Regions from separate parts of the Mus musculus genome. Here regions 1, 2 and 3 are each linked to region 4. Evidence: chromatin loops called from intact Hi-C (ENCODE). Cell type or tissue: left cerebral cortex. All regions are shown on one strand. Each heading gives the region's core, and the rest is flanking DNA. Links, peaks and the distances in the headings are about the cores only. Region 1 holds the start of Mad1l1 (MAD1 mitotic arrest deficient 1-like 1). Region 2 holds the start of Chst12 (carbohydrate sulfotransferase 12). Region 3 holds the start of Mrm2 (mitochondrial rRNA methyltransferase 2). Region 4 holds the start of Eif3b (eukaryotic translation initiation factor 3, subunit B).

What was found. Hi-C counts contacts between places; a loop is a spot of excess contacts. Peaks named below come from ENCODE experiments on the same cell type or tissue, not always from the same donor. Only the 100,000 strongest peaks of a DNase experiment are listed, where the experiment ranks them.
Region 1: it touches region 4 in a loop (3-fold over the local background); 16 of 42 quality-filtered maps call a loop at or near these places.
Region 2: a loop joins it to region 4, with 4 times the contacts of the local background. A loop is called at or near these places in 8 of 42 quality-filtered maps.
Region 3: it touches region 4 in a loop (2.1-fold over the local background); 19 of 42 quality-filtered maps call a loop at or near these places.

Annotation. Positions count from the first base shown.
Region 1 is chr5:140,319,755-140,323,684 of GRCm38, reverse strand. It overlaps Mad1l1 (MAD1 mitotic arrest deficient 1-like 1), which reads left to right and starts at 2,133. Exons shown (of 18, transcript NM_010752.3): 1 at 2,133-2,178. It also overlaps a transcript of Nudt1 not described here. In left cerebral cortex, for the core only: a CTCF peak has its summit at 2,211 (motif pointing right); DNase peaks (open chromatin) are centred at 1,334 and 2,079; H3K4me3 peaks cover 1,372 bases; H3K27ac peaks cover 984 bases.
Region 2 is chr5:140,504,390-140,508,319 of GRCm38, reverse strand. Chst12 (carbohydrate sulfotransferase 12) reads right to left here and starts at 2,711. Exons shown (of 2, transcript NM_021528.3): 1 at 2,624-2,711. Gm38728 (a long non-coding RNA gene) reads left to right here. Exons shown (of 5, transcript XR_001785006.2): 4 at 241-339. In left cerebral cortex, for the core only: a CTCF peak has its summit at 2,001; DNase peaks (open chromatin) are centred at 1,915 and 2,775; H3K4me3 peaks cover 1,844 bases; H3K27ac peaks cover 1,141 bases.
Region 3 is chr5:140,330,054-140,333,983 of GRCm38, reverse strand. It overlaps Mrm2 (mitochondrial rRNA methyltransferase 2), which reads left to right and starts at 2,086. Exons shown (of 3, transcript NM_026510.1): 1 at 2,086-2,131; 2 at 2,715-3,004. The coding sequence starts at 2,124. Nudt1 (nudix (nucleoside diphosphate linked moiety X)-type motif 1) reads right to left here and starts at 2,124. Exons shown (of 5, transcript NM_008637.2): 1 at 2,029-2,124; 2 at 1,511-1,561. In left cerebral cortex, for the core only: a CTCF peak has its summit at 1,730 (motif pointing right); DNase peaks (open chromatin) are centred at 1,758 and 2,122; H3K4me3 peaks cover 1,373 bases; H3K27ac peaks cover 824 bases.
Region 4 is chr5:140,417,218-140,421,147 of GRCm38, reverse strand. Eif3b (eukaryotic translation initiation factor 3, subunit B) reads right to left here and starts at 1,843. Exons shown (of 19, transcript NM_133916.2): 1 at 1,322-1,843. The coding sequence starts at 1,787. In left cerebral cortex, for the core only: a CTCF peak has its summit at 2,240; DNase peaks (open chromatin) are centred at 1,885, 2,150 and 2,336; H3K4me3 peaks cover 2,495 bases; H3K27ac peaks cover 2,208 bases.

The sequences.
Region 1 (3,930 bases), core at 971-3,470, 98 kb after region 4:
CTCATCAGTGTCTCAGCACTAAGTCTGTCCTCACCTTCAGCTGACAAATGAGGAGTTCTTCCTGCGTCTGCCCCCTGGGGAGGCTATCCTTAGGAGGAGTCTCGGGCCCTTTGATTCAATAGTCTGATAACCAATGGTCAGTAGAGGGCCAGGGCCGTTTTGCCTGTGCTCAGATGGCTGATGGGTTGCTGTGAGGTCCGGGCCAACCTAGGCTACAGGGTAAGACTCTGTTTCTCGGTTTGAACCCAAAACACAACATTCATCTCAAAAGGGATGAGAGAAATTTTTATCTTTATTTGTTTTGAAAGATTTATTTATTTTATGTGAGTATACTGTTGCTGTCTTCAGACACATTACAGACAGATTACAGCTGGTTGTGAGCCACCATGTGGTTGTGGGGAATTGAACTCAGAATCTCTGGGAGAGCAGTCAGTGCTCTTAACGGTTGAGCCATCTCTCCAGTCCATTTTATTATTATTATTATTTTCTTCTAGATCGGGTTTCTCTGTGTAGCCCTGGTTGTCCAGGAACTTGCTTTGTAGCCCAGGCTGGGCTCGAACTCACAGTGATACTCTTGCCTCAGCCTCTGAGTGCTGGGATTAAAAACATGTGCCACTACCAACCAACTGGAGGGATTGTTTATTCAAGCCAAAAATGAATGACTATGTCCCATAAATACAGACTTAGGTTACCCTATATTCCACATTCCAGTCTGGAAGCAATGAGGAAGTTTTTATAGTAACAGAACAAAGTCATGAGTCAGGGCACCTTAAAAATACATTGGTGGGGGCCAGGTGGTACACTCCTTTATTCTTAGCACTTGGGAGGCGGGCAGAGGCAGGTGGGTCTCTGTAAGTTTGAGGCTAGCCTTGAGTTCCAGGACAGCCAGGGCTACACAGGGAAACCCTGTCTTAAAAAAACCCCAAACAAGGGGCTAGAGAGATGGCTCAGCCGTTAAGAGTACTGACTGCTCTTCCAAAGGTCCTGAGTTCAAATCCCAGCAACCACATGGTGGCTCACAACCATCCGTAATGAGGTCTGACTCCCTCTTCTGGAGTGTCTGAAGACAGCTATAGTGTACTCAAATGTATTAAATAAATAAATTGTTTATTATTTATTAATATTATTTATTAATATCAATAAATAAAATTATTTAAAAAACCCAAAACAAAAACAACCAAACAACCAAAGCAAACCAAGCCATTGGTGGTGGGCCAGAGAAATGGCTCAGGTTAAGATCACCAGGTTCAGTGCTCAGCACACACATGTTGGCTCACAGACATCTAACTCCCGTTCCAGAGGCTCTGCTGACCTCATCTGGTCTCTATGGACATCATGCATGCACATGAAACACCCATACACAAAATAAAATAATAAAACATAAAAAACCGGCCTGTTGGAAGATTTAAGTAGGCAGTTACACCAAAGAGAAATACCAGCTATATGCTTCTGATGCTGTCCGGGGGATTTTGGTTGGTAGAAACCGGGTTTTAATTTATTCCAAGAGGTTTTTATTCATTAGTCACAACACGTTAGAGCTGACGCAGAGGCAGGAAAGCAACGGGTAGGAAGGAGGCTAAAGACATAGCCCCTAGACAAATTTCATCAGGCTCTGGACCCGCAACGTGAAGGACTTCTTCCCAGGACTTCTCATTCACAAAAGAAAGAAAGTGAAACAAGCTAACCAATCAAAACAGTGCCCAAACAAAACAACCTGTGTATACAAAGTGGCAAGATTCAGAGGCAACGCAACTTTCCAAAACTTTGTTCCCTTTCCGAGCGTGCCCAGCAGTTGTGCGGCAAGCCTTTAATTCCAGGGAGGCAGAGGCAGGCACGGGTGGATCTTTGTGAGTTCGAGGCTACACAGAGAAACATTGTCTCAAAAACAAAAACAAACAAACCTTTCCTCCTGCGCGGTGCTATTCCATACATTACGGCGCACCCCGGGGCAGTGGAAGAGCGCCCTGCGGGACAGGCAGCCGGGCCCAGTTTGGTTCCGGGTCCCCTGGCGGGACTGCGGTTTGTTCTCAGGCTACGCCCGTGGAGCACATATTTAATTCTTTACGGGCCGTTTTCTCAGATCTCGCGAGACCCCGGCGGAAGTCTCGCGATATATAGACACCGGCGGAGAGGAGGGAGATCTGAGCGGCTGCTGCAGCACCGGGCTCCTCAACTGAGGTAAGGGACCCGGTGGCGGGATCTGCGAGCGCCCCAGGCGCCTCGCGCCCTGCCCGACCGTAACGAGGCCACGGGAGGGAGCTGTCTGCTGCCATCGACACGCATGCATTCTGAGTCGGTCCTGTCGCGCGCCTTCCCTTTGCCGGGTCCCCCGTGTCTCCCTCCCGGGGCCGCTCTGGACGGTCTCCCACCCCGGTGTCCCGCTGCAGAGCCTGGGGTGGCGGGCCTGGACCGGGACCGGGACGGGGGCGGGGGCGGAGGGGACAGCGTGGCCCACTGTGGGCTGAAGGGCTCCCGGGGTTGGAGTCGGTTATTTTGTAGGTCCCAGGGATCGAACTCAGGTTGACCAGTCTTGGTGGCAAGCCCCGGTGAGCGCTGAGTCGCATGTCAGGCCCACTGTGTGTGTGTGTGTGTGTGTGTGTGTGTCTGTCTGTCTGTCTGTCTGTCTGTTTGTTTTTGGCAGTACTGTTGATTGACCAAGGAACTTATGCATTCTACCACTGAGCTATGTCCCCAGTCCTTTTAAAAATTAATTAATCGGCTAATTAATTGATTTGTGTGTGTTTGCATATATATACCAGGCTTCCTGTCGAGGTTGGAGGATAACTTAATTCTCTTCTTCTTCCATATGGGTCCTAAAGATGGAACCTTGCTTGTCTTGTCTTGCCCTAAAGTGCCTTTACAGATTGAGTTGTTTTCAGTCCCCATTCTCGCAGAGCAGTACGCTAAGCAGTCACCTACTCTGCTGCCTCCTCAGCCCAATCCTTACTTTTTCTTCTTAATTTTTATTCTGTGATGGGGCTTCCCAAGTTTTCCGGGCTGATCTTGAACTTGCCACCAGCCCTTGAATTTGTCTCAGCCTTCTGAGTACCTGGGATGACAGACCTGTGTCACCAAGTGCTAGGTTCTCAGGCTGTCCCTTGGCTGAAACCAGAAAGAAGGTGTGTGTGTCCCTGTTAACTCAGGAGCCATCCAGAGCAGCTGGTGTCCTGGAAAGTCTGCTGTCTGGAAGTTCAGGGTTCTTGTGGAGAGGGTACAACTTGAGGTGGCGCTTTAGTTACCTGTGTGGTGTCGTGGCTTCTGAAACCGCAGCCCTTCATTCTTGTGTGTTAATGGCAGAGTTCTTGTGTTGGTCCGAAGAGGGAGGACAGAAAGTGTGTCTTGGTGAGCAAAGGCCCACTTCTCCCACTGTGCCTGTTGTCCACCTGGCCACTAGCTTCGCTTTGTCATATGTGTAATTGGGGTGCACACCACGGTTCTTGTAAGTGGGAAATTCAGAAGAAATTTCTGCAAAGTTACCCCCCCCCCCCACACACACCCGTTTTGAGATTGGGTCTAGCTGTATTTTTAGGTTTTTGTATAACCCAGGCTGGCCCATGACTTGTGATCTTGCCTCAGCCCCTCACATACATTCCTCTTCTCAAGGACCTTTCTCCAACTGAGAAATGCTTAGACTCCTGTACTGGCTGGTTTTGTGTGTCAGCTTAACACAGCTGGAGTTATCACAGAGAAAGGAGCTTCAGGTGAGGAAATGCCTCTGTGAGATCCACTGTGGGGCATTTTCTCAATTAGTGACCAAGGGGGGAGGGCCCGTTGTGGGTAGTGCCATACTGGACTGGTGGTCTTGGGTTCTATAAGAAAGCAAGCTGAGCAAGCCAGGGGAAGCAAGCCAGTAAGTCACATTCCCTCCATGGCCTCTGCATCAGCTCCTGCTTCCTGACCTGCTTGAGTTCCAGTCCTGACTTCCTTTAG
Region 2 (3,930 bases), core at 990-3,489, 87 kb before region 4:
GGCTGATCTCTGAATTCAAAGCCAGCTTGGACTATAGAGCAAGCTCCTAGACAGCCAAACAAAAATGTGTGTGAGTGTGTAAGTGTGAATGTGTGTGTGCATGTGTGTATGAATGTGTATGTGTGTGTGTGCATGTGAATGTGTATGTGTGTATATGGATGTGTGCGTGCGTGCGTGCGTGGTGTTTTCCCACCTGATTTATTTCAGTCTTATGAGTAACCAGGCTGTTTTCCCTCACAGTACTTTCTGGCCTGGCCTTCCTAGAACACAATCACCGCCCCACCCAGCTCCGGTGATCATGTGGTACTGATCATGAACTGAGTCCACAGGCATCTAAGTGTGAGCATCCCTTCTGCCTGCCCCTCTTCTCTTCTCTTCTCTCGGGTTTTCCCAGACTCTGAGCCCAAGCACGCGTGCCTTGTGCTGGAGGTCCTCAATGTCACAGATTCTTAGCGTCTACAAACCACACACTTTCCCACGTCTCCTCCACCACCCAGTGCAGTGGGGGTGGGGACCAGCAGGAACCTGGCTGCTGCTCCCAGACTTGCATTGCTTCTTTCTTCTGCCCAGTTCTTACTGAATCGTACAGAGAGCCTCACTGCCCAGAGAAGCCCTGGGGGAACTCTGGCTCTGCACCACCTCCCCTAACCACTGAGCCACACCCACAATGTCATGCACTGCATCTCCCTACACCCCAAGCTTCCCTGCCCTTCCCTCTAGCATCACGAGTTTACCTCTGACAGACCTGGTCCTGGTTCCCATCACACCTCAACTGCAATCTCCAGCAATGGAACCTGGTCTCCAGCAGGGCATAAGGCTCTTCTCAAGCAGAAATCCGTCCTCCCAGAGCTGGGAGAATGGCCGAGTCGGTACAGTGCTTGCCACGCAAGCACACGGACCTCAGTCCAGATCCCCAGAACCAATTAAGTGCTGTGTGCCTGAAACCCTAGGCCAGCCAGCCTTGCCAATTGGTGAGCTCTAGGCCAGTCTGTTTAAGAGCAAGGACATGGCATTCCTGAGGACGACACCCAACGTTATTCTCTGACCTCCAATGCACCTGCATACACACATGGACATGCACACAACTCCTTGCCCGCCCCTCCAGAAACTAGTCTTTCCCCCACAGGCCCCACCCCTCATGAGCACAGCAACTCAACGTCTCCTGAATTAGCTGCTTCCAGTCTTCAATGCTAAGGGTTTCTTTTGTTTGGTTTCTTTGAGACAGGGTTTTATGTAGCCCAGGCTAGACTTCAACTGTAGACCCTCCTGCCTTCACCTCTTGGGGATTACAGGTACGTGCCACCTTTCCTGGCATTCTCTTTGCATACCGCAAACGTCTTTCATACACTTGGCACTCAAGTGGCCCTGAACCAGGACGACCTGAGCTACCCAGGGCCCATGGTTCCCAGCATTCCACCCAATATGGTGGTTTGCCCTTACAGCAGGAAACTGAAGATGCAGACCCACGAAAGCGACATGACAATACGGGTACAAGCAAGCTCAGCCCCAGATCCTAGCAAGGAAATTAAACATGAAGGTACAGGCAGGCCCTTTTGTAATTTTTGTGTTGTTTTGTTTTAAGTCTGAGTCTTACCCTGTAGCCCAGGCTGGCCTGAACCTCACTATGCGGCCCAGGCTGCCCTCAAACTCACAGCAATCTTCTTGCCTAAGCTCACAAGAACTGGCACCACGCTCCACCTTAGGCAACTCGCTCCACCTTAGGCAACTCGCGAAGTTGCAGTATCATACCCAGCACATAGCAGTTTCCCAACAATCTTTTTTCTCTCCTTCACACCCGGAAACAGGGCCCTAACTCATGTTACCTAGGCTGGAGCCACACGGTGCTGTCCCAGCAATGGAAGGCTCACAGCCCCGTTCTCCCCCGAGGGTGACATTCCCACTCAATTCCGGGGCTCCCAGCGCAGCGTGGGATTATAAAATAAATAATTTAAGAAGGGTGCAAACATTACAGCTCTCTGTGCGACAGCTAGGCGGATGTGCGGAAGGAACCCAAGGTCTGCCAGCGATGTCTTCGTGGCCAGAAGCCCAAAGAGAAGATAGGTCCTACTGTTAGCCACTAATGCGCGGCTTCCTGTGGCCCACCAGGCATGAGGCTGCTGCTGGGGGCACCCGCAGCAATGCACAGGGCAGGAGGATGCTCAGTAGACTGGGGTGAGATGTGGGGCCAGTGCTTGCTCGGTACAAAACCTGGCTTCGGAGACAGCCTCCTGCAAGGTCTGGCCGGGACACTGCAGCACAACAGTCTCTGAACAATTGCTTTCTCGCCTGGACACCCAAACAGCCAGAGGCAAAACTGGGAAGGTGTTTTCCCAACCTCCGAGCCAGCCGCTACTACTGCAAAGGAGGTCGGCCAAGTGGCCACACCTTCCTCCACGCATTCTGCAGGGCTGCACAAGAAGATGGCTCAGAGAAGGTGCACGCTTGGCTAAGGTTACACAGCCAGCTGGACAGAACTGGGATTCGAACCCGGGACCACGTGGGAGCTGCCTAAGCCAGGCAGAAGGAGGTACCAATCTGCATCGCCAAACCATGGACCATCGCCCCACCCTAGGACTCGGGACTCCTACGCACCCCTCGCTCTGCTCGAGCCTGCGCTCCTCACCTAGCGCCCGCCACAGTCACCGCCGCTGCTGCTGTTGCTGGTGATGCTGATTCTGCAGCCGAAATCGCCTCCTCCCGCTAGCAGCCCCGCCCGAGGCGCGGCTCCGCCCCCAGGCAGACCTCCCTCCATCCTCTCGCGAGAGCTAACGAGCGGGACTACGCCCGTTCTGGATGCGCTTGCGCACTTCTCCCCGTTCCTGCCCTCGCCAGCCAGTGCCATGTGGCACCTTATTTACGGCCAGAGATTGGTCCCACCCACCATCCCTGAGCGTCCCGCCCCTTTTGCAGCAACCAATCCGGAGTGGGGGCGTGGCTGATCTCAAGGGGCGTTGCCTGTCTCGCAGTTTGAACTTGCAACGTGGGCTGTGCAAGCTGACAATCCTGTCAGAGTTTATGGGGCTTAAGAGAGACCATGCAGGTAAAGCTCTTAGTGAGAGCCAGGCATGGTGCAAGCTGTCACCGCAGCTACTTGGCAGGGGGGAGGGAGGAACGGGAGGGGCTGAGGCAGTAGGATAGGAAGTTCCAGGTTAGCCGTACTTAATGAGAGCCTGTCTCAAAAACAAACAAACAAACAAACAAACAAGGTATGGGGAGAGGATTCAGTGGGTAAATGAGGTGCTCGCCTCACAAAGGTGAGAAACTGTGGTCAGATCCACAGAACCTGTGAACAGCCCATGCTCGTGAGCCAGGCTCCGTGGTGCTTGCCTGTATGGCAAGACCGGGAGGCAGAGAGAGAGTCTGGAGCTTGCTGGCTCCCTAGCCCTCTCTATATGGTGAAGTTTCAGACAAAAGAGAAGCTCTGTCTCAAACAGAAGTTGGAAGGTGCCTGAGGTTGTCCTCTGAGTCCCACATATCACACATGAGGTGCACACATGCACCTGCAAAAGAAAGCTAGCGTGGTGACGCACACTTAACATCCCAGCACTGAGCTGCCTTCCCAAAGCAGGGGACTGGTTCCGAGCCAACGGGCTCTCCCAGTGCCTAGGGTTAGAAGCCTCTTTCTGTAGCAGTATGACACAGAATGGCAGAGGACAGAACCTAGGAAGATTTATTATATTCTGGTGGCAGATGATCCCATCTTACTAACTAGGATTCAAAACCTACAGCTGAGTCCCCTGGGTTGCCATGTGTGCGTGTGACCTGCTCAGGCTGCTCTAACTGTAACACAGACCCAGCCTCAACTATGGACAGCTCTTTTCCTAGGGTTCTGCAGGCCAGATGCCAGGAGTTGAGGTAGCAAGCAGGCTGGTTCTTGCAGAGAGCCCTGCAGGAGCATCTTCCAGCCCTTCTCTTTACCTCCCTTTTGCG
Region 3 (3,930 bases), core at 687-3,186, 87 kb after region 4:
TAAGAGGCTGCAGTGTATAAGAAAAGGAACTTGAACAAGGGCTGGAGAGATGGCAGTGGTTAGGAGGACTAGCTGCTCTTGCAGAGGACTGTGGTTCCATTTCTAGCATCCACATGGTGGCTCACGACTGTCTAACTCTGTTCTGATGCCCTCTTCTGGCGTCTTTGGGTACCAGGCACACATATAGTATAAATGTTAACAAAACTCCTGTATTCCAGCTGGAGAGATGGCTGCTCAGTGGTTAAGAGCACTGGCTGCTCCTCCAGGGGCACCAAGTTCAATTCCCAGCAACCACATGGTGGCTTGCAATTGTCTGTAATTCTAGCTCCTGGGGATATGGCCCCCTACACAAACATACATGGAGGCAAAGCATCAATGAACATAAAAAATAAATATTTTTTAAAAGCTATACACCACCTCTGGATGGTTTTTTAAAATATTTATTTGTTTGTTTGTTTGTTTATTATATACACTGTAGCTGTCTTCAGACACTCCAGAAGAGGGCATCAGATCTCATTACGGATGGTTGTGAGCCACCATGTGGTTGCTGGGATTTGAACTCAGGACCTTTGGAAGAGCAGTCAGCGCTCCTAACCGCTGAGCCATCTCACCAGCCCCCCAAAATAAATATTTTTAAAACCCTATACGTTCTCGAATAAAAAAATCCAACAACCCTATATGTGCACAATATAAGTTAAAATTTAAAAACAGAATAAGAAGAAAGGGAAAGAAAAGGGACCCGGAAGCTTAGGCCTGGTGCTGAGGTAAGTCAGGAGAAGAAGTGGGCTTAGCATTGGCCTGTGTTCTGACTTGCCTGTGCCTGAGCCTCTGGCTTCCTGACTCAGCAAAGTCAGCCATCTCTTATTAAGCACCGGCTGTATACAGCTGTCTTTCATAGCCACAGGATATCCACAGGATATCTTTCATATCCACAGATACCAGGATACCTTACCCTTCCATGGATACTGGGATTAAAGTATGATGAAATCACTTCTTTGAAATGGCATATTTGCCTGTAACTTACAGACATCCTCCGGCCCACTTTACATGCAAACTATGTAAATTGTTTTCATGTAGGGAGTGATGACAAATGTCCTCACATTCCATACAGATGAGTGATTTGTTTTGCAAGGATTTTAAACGAGACAGAGTTGTGCCATGTTCTCCATTCTGGACTTAAACTCACAATCTTCCCGCTCAACCACCTGAGTGTAGAATGACAGGCGTGCACCAGCGTGCTCAGCTCCTTGTCTCAGTGAAATGAGCAGTGAGGACATAGATTGGAATCAGGTAGAATGGGTGTGGCTATGGCTCTGTTGATTGGCATTGCTTCAAACAGAGTCCCCATACTGTTTCCCTTTGCAATGGAAATGGGAGTGGGTGGGTAGGGGAGTGGGGGGGAGGGTATGAGGGACTTTTGGGATAGCATTGGAAATGTAAATGAGGAAAATACCTAATAAAAAAAGTAAAAAAAAAAAAAAAAAGACTAAGAACAGAGTTTAAGACTTACTTTCTTCGTTTCTGAGGCGAAAACTAGTGCTCCGAGGTCAAATGGCAGAGCCTAGAAGCAAACAAGGGTGTCCTGGTAGCTGTGATAGGTGGTAAATCGGATGTGTGTCAGGGAACTTTGGACAACCTTTGGTCTGAATTGAGGTCAAGTGTTGCAGGTGTTGGAGACAATGCACATGGAGTGCAGAGCCCAGAACCTGCCTGCAGGGGGCACTCTGCAAATGCCGTTCCCTAGCCTCCCCTCCCAGGGGCTATGGCCGGTACAGACAGGCTGCAAACTGCCCATGCATCAGCTTACCGCCCAGGTCCCCTCTCCCTCTCATTTCTGCTCCCTACTCTCTGTAGTTTCCCTGGTCTTCCCGACCTCAGGCCTGCCCAGTACCCCAGTTTTCCTGGTGGGTTTGAAGCTGCTCTCTAGTCCTTCTACCCCTTCTCTCCCCAGATTTTCCCTGGCACCCCACTCCCGACCTCCAGCGTCTCTCCCGCACCCAGATCTCATTCGCCCGGGACCATCCATACCTTCGCGCCCCAGCCAAAGTTTCCCGGGGCGGAGCCTCGCGTTGGAAGCGAGGGCGGGACTTCCGGCGGCGGGAGGAAACCACCAGCAAGCAGCAATGGCCGGGTGAGTGAGTTACGGCGTCTGCCTGCGCTAAAAGGACGTCTTTGCATACAGGAACGGAGTGGATGACAGTAGTAGGGAGCTCAGTGAATTGTGTTGCAGAGGGGTGCTGGCGACCTCCGTCCCGGGGAGCGGGACACGGGTGTACGATGTTTATTCATGTACAGACGTGAGTGAGTGAGGCTTGCAACATAGAAATAGGTGTATGGGCTCCGTGGATAAAGCTGTGCATTCGGGAGGATTGGGGTTCGGATCCCCAGAGCCTACAAAATACTGGACATGTGTGCTGACCAAATGTAACCCCAGTGCTGGGGAGGCAGAGAAAAGGGGTCCCTGGAGAAAGCTGGCGAGATAGACTGGCAGGTTGGCGACCTTACATCAATACATAAGGTAGAGAGCAAGCGAAGGGGACGTCCCTTCTCTACTTTGGACCCCCATACACAGGCAGACACATGTGCACATACATGCTAATACACATGCGTGCATGCATATCGCACATACATATGCAGAAACAAAAAGGTTGAACCAAGACTTTCTTGCCTCTCTGTGTAATGCCCACCCGCTAACTCTTTTTTCGTCATTTCAGGCATCTGAAGCTGGTAGGCGTTCCCCTTAAGGTTCGGAGGTTACACACAGCAGTGTGTCACTACAGGGGCCGGACCGGCGCTGAGCACCTGTGGCTCACGCGGCATCTAAAGGATCCGTTTGTGAAGGCCGCAAAGGTGGAGAGTTACCGCTGCCGCAGTGCCTTCAAACTCCTGGAGATGAATGAGAAGCATCAGATCCTGAGGCCCGGTCTCCGGGTGCTGGACTGCGGGGCAGCTCCGGGAGCCTGGAGTCAGGTGGCAGTGCAGCGCGTCAATGCCACAGGCGCAGGTGGGACCTGCTGGACTCCCAGCTCCTCTGACTACTGCTAGTGAGCAGCTCTTACCTAGAGACATTGTTTGAGGCTCTTTCTAAGTAGGTTTAGAGATGAGAGTTACAGAAATACGACACAGGCTGGGTACAGGACACAGCTGCTAAGTAAAGTCAGGCCCCGCAGGCCTACGAGGTGGAGGCAGGATTAGAAGTTCAGGGTCATCCCAGCTACATGGTATGTCTGTACTAGAGAAAAAAAAAAGGGCAGAGGTAGGGGGTTGGGAAGGGAGCACAGGGTGGTGGTGATGCTATGAAGATGGGTTAGTCAGCAGTGGTTCTCACTCTGGGCTGTGACCCACTGGCTTGGTGGTTGAATGGTGCATGCCGGTAAGGCTGACAAGCTTGAGTTCTCGCCCCAGGATTTACACTGTGGACGGGAGAATTGACACCAGAAAGTTGCTGTGTGGACTCCACAAATGTGCCGTGGCGTGTGCTCACTTGCTTATATACCCTCTCACATACATGATTAAATAAGCAAAATGTTTAAAAAAGAACAAAGAAGAAAACCACAGGAGTTGGCGGACAGCCTGGGTTCGCACTATGTCCCTTTCTCTAAACAAAACAAAAAGCCCCAGAAAACTAAACAATAATGGCTTCCTTTGCTTTCTGTTGCTGTCATAAGCACCATAACCAGACACTGTGAGTAGGAAAAGGTTTCCACCTGGGCTGGGGGTCTGGGCCCTGTAAGAAAGCAGGCTCTTCGAGCCAGGGGAGCAGGCAGGCTGTGCGAGCCAGGGGAGCGGGCCAGTCAGCAGCACCCTCCATGGCCTGTGCATCAGCAGCTCCTGCCTCCAGGCTCCAGCCTTGATTGAGTTCCTGTTCTGGCTTCTTTCAGTGACAGTGATATGGATGTGTAAGTCACGTAACCCCCTTCTTCTCCAACT
Region 4 (3,930 bases), core at 715-3,214:
AAGACGCTTGTTGGGCGAGCAGCAGGACTTGAGGTAAGATCACTCCTGTAGGCTAGCACCCAACTCAAAAAAGCTGGAGGGGCACGGAGCCGCATTCCCAGTGCTAGAAAAGTACAAGGACCTACGTGGCCTGCTGGCCCAGCCAAATGGTGAGGTCCTGTCTGAAACCATGAAGTGACAGGGACAGCCCAGACCCAAAATAGCCAAAGGAACCAAGGATTCAAAAGGAGCTTCAAAGTCAAAGCTTAGGCTCTAACATGGGGAAAACAGGTACATTAGCAAGCACTGGAGTCGGGCGAGAGTGGGAACCCAGAAACCTGCTCTACCCAGATAAACGTCCTCAAGGCTGGAGCCTATAGATTCCTCACATTAGTTTATCGGCTTCTCACTCTTAGCCATCTTTCAAGAAATAAGCCAGGCATGGTGACTCACATCTCAAATCCTGGCAATCTGAAAGTGGAGGCAGAAGGATGGGGATCAAAGACAGCTTCAGCTTCATAAAGAGCTGGCCAGCCTGGACCATGCCAGACCCTGTTTCACAACAAAACAAAACAACCCCCACAAACATACAAAAGGATTAAGTCAAACAATGGTGACATCAAATGACGACCTCTTGAAATATTGTAAGTTCTAAGTTGACAACTATATTGGGGCGCTGAATTTTCATGGTAGTTCAAAAGCAATTGTTTGGGAGTACATGTCTGTAGGACCAGCACCGTGAAAACTGAGAAGAACCAAGAGTTCAATTTCAGCCTGAACTACATAGAGAGGCCCTGTCTCGTTTAAAAAAAAAAAAAAAAAAGTGGTGTTCTTAGGCCCTTTGGCCCTTGGTATTAGCCACACCAACACATGAAGGAACTGGCTCAAGTGAAGTTGAAACGGCAGAGGAACACATGCTATCAACTGTCAAAAAAGATTTTAGGAATCTGGCTCCTGTGCAGGTAGACAGAAACAATGCCTTTAAAAAGCCAGTCACCATAGAAGAAATCATGAAGTAAGCGGCCAAACGAACAATGTGAAAAAGCAATGGTCCAGGGTACCGACCTAGTAAAAGGAAGCAGGTTGGTAATGTGCTTGGGTCCGATGGCAATGCCTTACTACGGAAACCATTGGGAACACAGCAACTGGTCAACCCTGGAAACCCTTGGCCAGGAAACTGGAATGCCCCCAGATAGTCCTGTTCGTCCTGCCCTCCACCAACCCCCAGGTGCAAGGGCTTGCCGCAGAAACGGACTCCCCAAATGGTCCCCCACTGTAGAGGAAACAAGATCGTTGTAACCGGGAGACCTCGCGCCCTGGCCGGGGACACGATCGCCCTTACCTTCCTCGCTCACGTCGTCTACGAAATCCTCGGGGTCGCTGAAGGAGGGCTCATCTGCCTCTCCGTTCTCCAGAGCCCGCGGCTCCGCCTCAGCCGCGCTCCCATCAGACCCGCCCTCCTCCTCCGCTCCAGCCGAGGGGTGCCCCCGGGCCTGCTCGCCAACGGCCTCTGCCTTCCCGGGAGCAGAGGGCTCCTGCGACGGGGACCGCTCCGCCGACTGCGGCGTGGGCGAGGCGGCCGGACTCGTCGCCGTTTCCTCTTCGGATTGGGCCGCCGGCTTGGCCCTCACTTCGGGCTCCGGTCCGGCCTCGGCGTCTTCTTCGGCGTCTTCCGTCTGCCCCACTTCGGACCCCCCAGACCCTGCCGCCTCGTCCGTCGGCGGCGACTCGGAGGCCGGCTGCTGCCTCGCGGGCTCAGCCCGCTCCTCGGCCGCCTCGGGCACCGCCACGTTCTCAGCGTCCTGCATGGGCCCGCGCTGCTTCTCACCCGGCTCGGCCGCCCTGCTTCCGACTCCCAGAAGTCACCGCGCGCCGCTAGCGCGGAGCCATGTGCGTGCAGCGATGGGATCGTACCAAGATGTGGCTCGGGGGAGACACCCACGCCCTCATTCCTCACGATCAGCCCGAGAAAACTCAGATATGCATAAAAATCTAGAAACAATTAAAATAATAAGTTTCAAGATATGCAAGTTTATTTATAGCCCAAAAGGTTTTTTAAGGTAGCAAATAAATTCACAAGGATATGTGGCTCCCCCATTCTAGCTAAGAAATAGTTGCGTCCAAGATGGTAGAAGTTCCTTTGCCTCTCCCAGCGGGCGCTACGGGGAAGGACTGTACTATCTGGGGAGCATCAAGTGGATTCTCAAATGATTAACACGCGTAACTGTATGAAGACAAAATATGTGACCATAAAATAATGCCAAGACAACTGAAAGCTCCACACATGATTCTTTGTAAGCTTTGCTTTTAATCAGACAGACTGCTTGACTGACATGACTGGCTTCGCTCCCCCGTAAGGTCTTGCATTTTAGACCGGTCCACTGACGGGGCAAAAGAACGAAGGGTTCCAAAATTACGCGAGGAGCTCGCCGACAACCAGGGGCCGCCAACACACACAAGAATGACTGCCCGCACAATGCAGAGTCGTGTGATGAGCGGCTTTAATCTCAATGGCCATCCTCACTGCAGCGGCTCGCAATTTAGCGTTGGCCCCAGACGTGAAAGTCACTGTGATTCTGTCTGCCGGTGACTGCGGTCTTCACGCGCGGGAGAGCGCGATCACGTGGGCCAGCGTGGGGTGGACGGGACGGAACCTTCGTGGAGTGACCAGGGGGACCCCAAGAGTGGTTTGCTTGAAAAGATAGTCAAGATTTTTGATACTTCCAGTTCAAAGTTTCGAAAATCTTAATAAGAACTAGTTGAGGGGACTAAGAGCTTAAGAACACAAGTTTCGCTCTCAGTACCCATATGGTAGTTTACAACCATCTCTTAACTCGAATTTTTTTTTATGCGTATCAGTGTTCTGCCAGCAAGTCTGTCTGTGCACCGTGTACAAGCGGAGGCCGAAAGAAGGCATCGTATCACGCGCAGGACTTAGAGTAGACAATTATGAACCGCATGTCGTTGCTGGCAATAGAACCCAGGCTCTCTAGAAGAGCAGGCAATGCTCTGAACTGTTGAGCCTAATTTAAAAGACAAAACAACAACAAAAACAGTTGAGTCACCTCTCTGGTCCCAGATCATTCCTAAGAAAAAACAAACAAAACTTTCCTTTTTTTTTTTTTTTAAAGGACCTGTTAGTTGACCAGGAAGCATAGACTTGGAATCCCAGCACTGGGGAGACTGAGGCAGAAAGATCATGCCAGCCTGTGCGATATAAAGACTAAACCACAAAACATGTGAACACGGGCTGATGGATAAGTTAGTACTGGGCTGGCTGAGGTTTTTTTTTTTTTTAAGATTTATTTATTTATTTATTTACTACATGTAAGTACACTGTAGCTGTCTTCAGACCCTCCAGAAGAGGGGTCAGATTTCATTACAGATGGCTGTGAGCCACCATGTGGTTGCTGGGATTTGAACTTCAGACCTTCGGAAGAGCAGTCGGGTGCTCTTACCCACTGAGCCATCTCACCAGCCCCTGGCTGAGTATTTATGATCTACTCAGAAGTATTTATGATCTACTCATCATTTCTTGCTGTTAATCCTGACAATTGAGTTCTATCCTGCAAACTCATATTGTAGACGGAGAGAACTGACTGGGGCCAGGGGCGCTGATGTGCTAGGTACCCACTAAGTAAATTAATTTACTTTTTTTGTTTGTTTGTTTTGTTTTAAGAGACAGGGTTTCTCTGTGTAGCCCTAGCTGTCCTGGAACTCACTTTGTAGACCAGGCTGGCCTCGAACTCGCCTGCCTCTGCCTCCCGAGTGCTAAGATTAAAGGCATGCACCAGCCTGGCTAAAGGATACTTAGTTTTTAATTAGTGTCTCTTCTAGGACTGGCAGGCCCAGACCTTTGAGAGCCCAAAGCCCCAGTGTCTGGATTCGATCCAAATCTTGAGAAAGGCTTATGGCTCCGGGTTCTAGAAGCCAGAGACTTATCATGGCTGT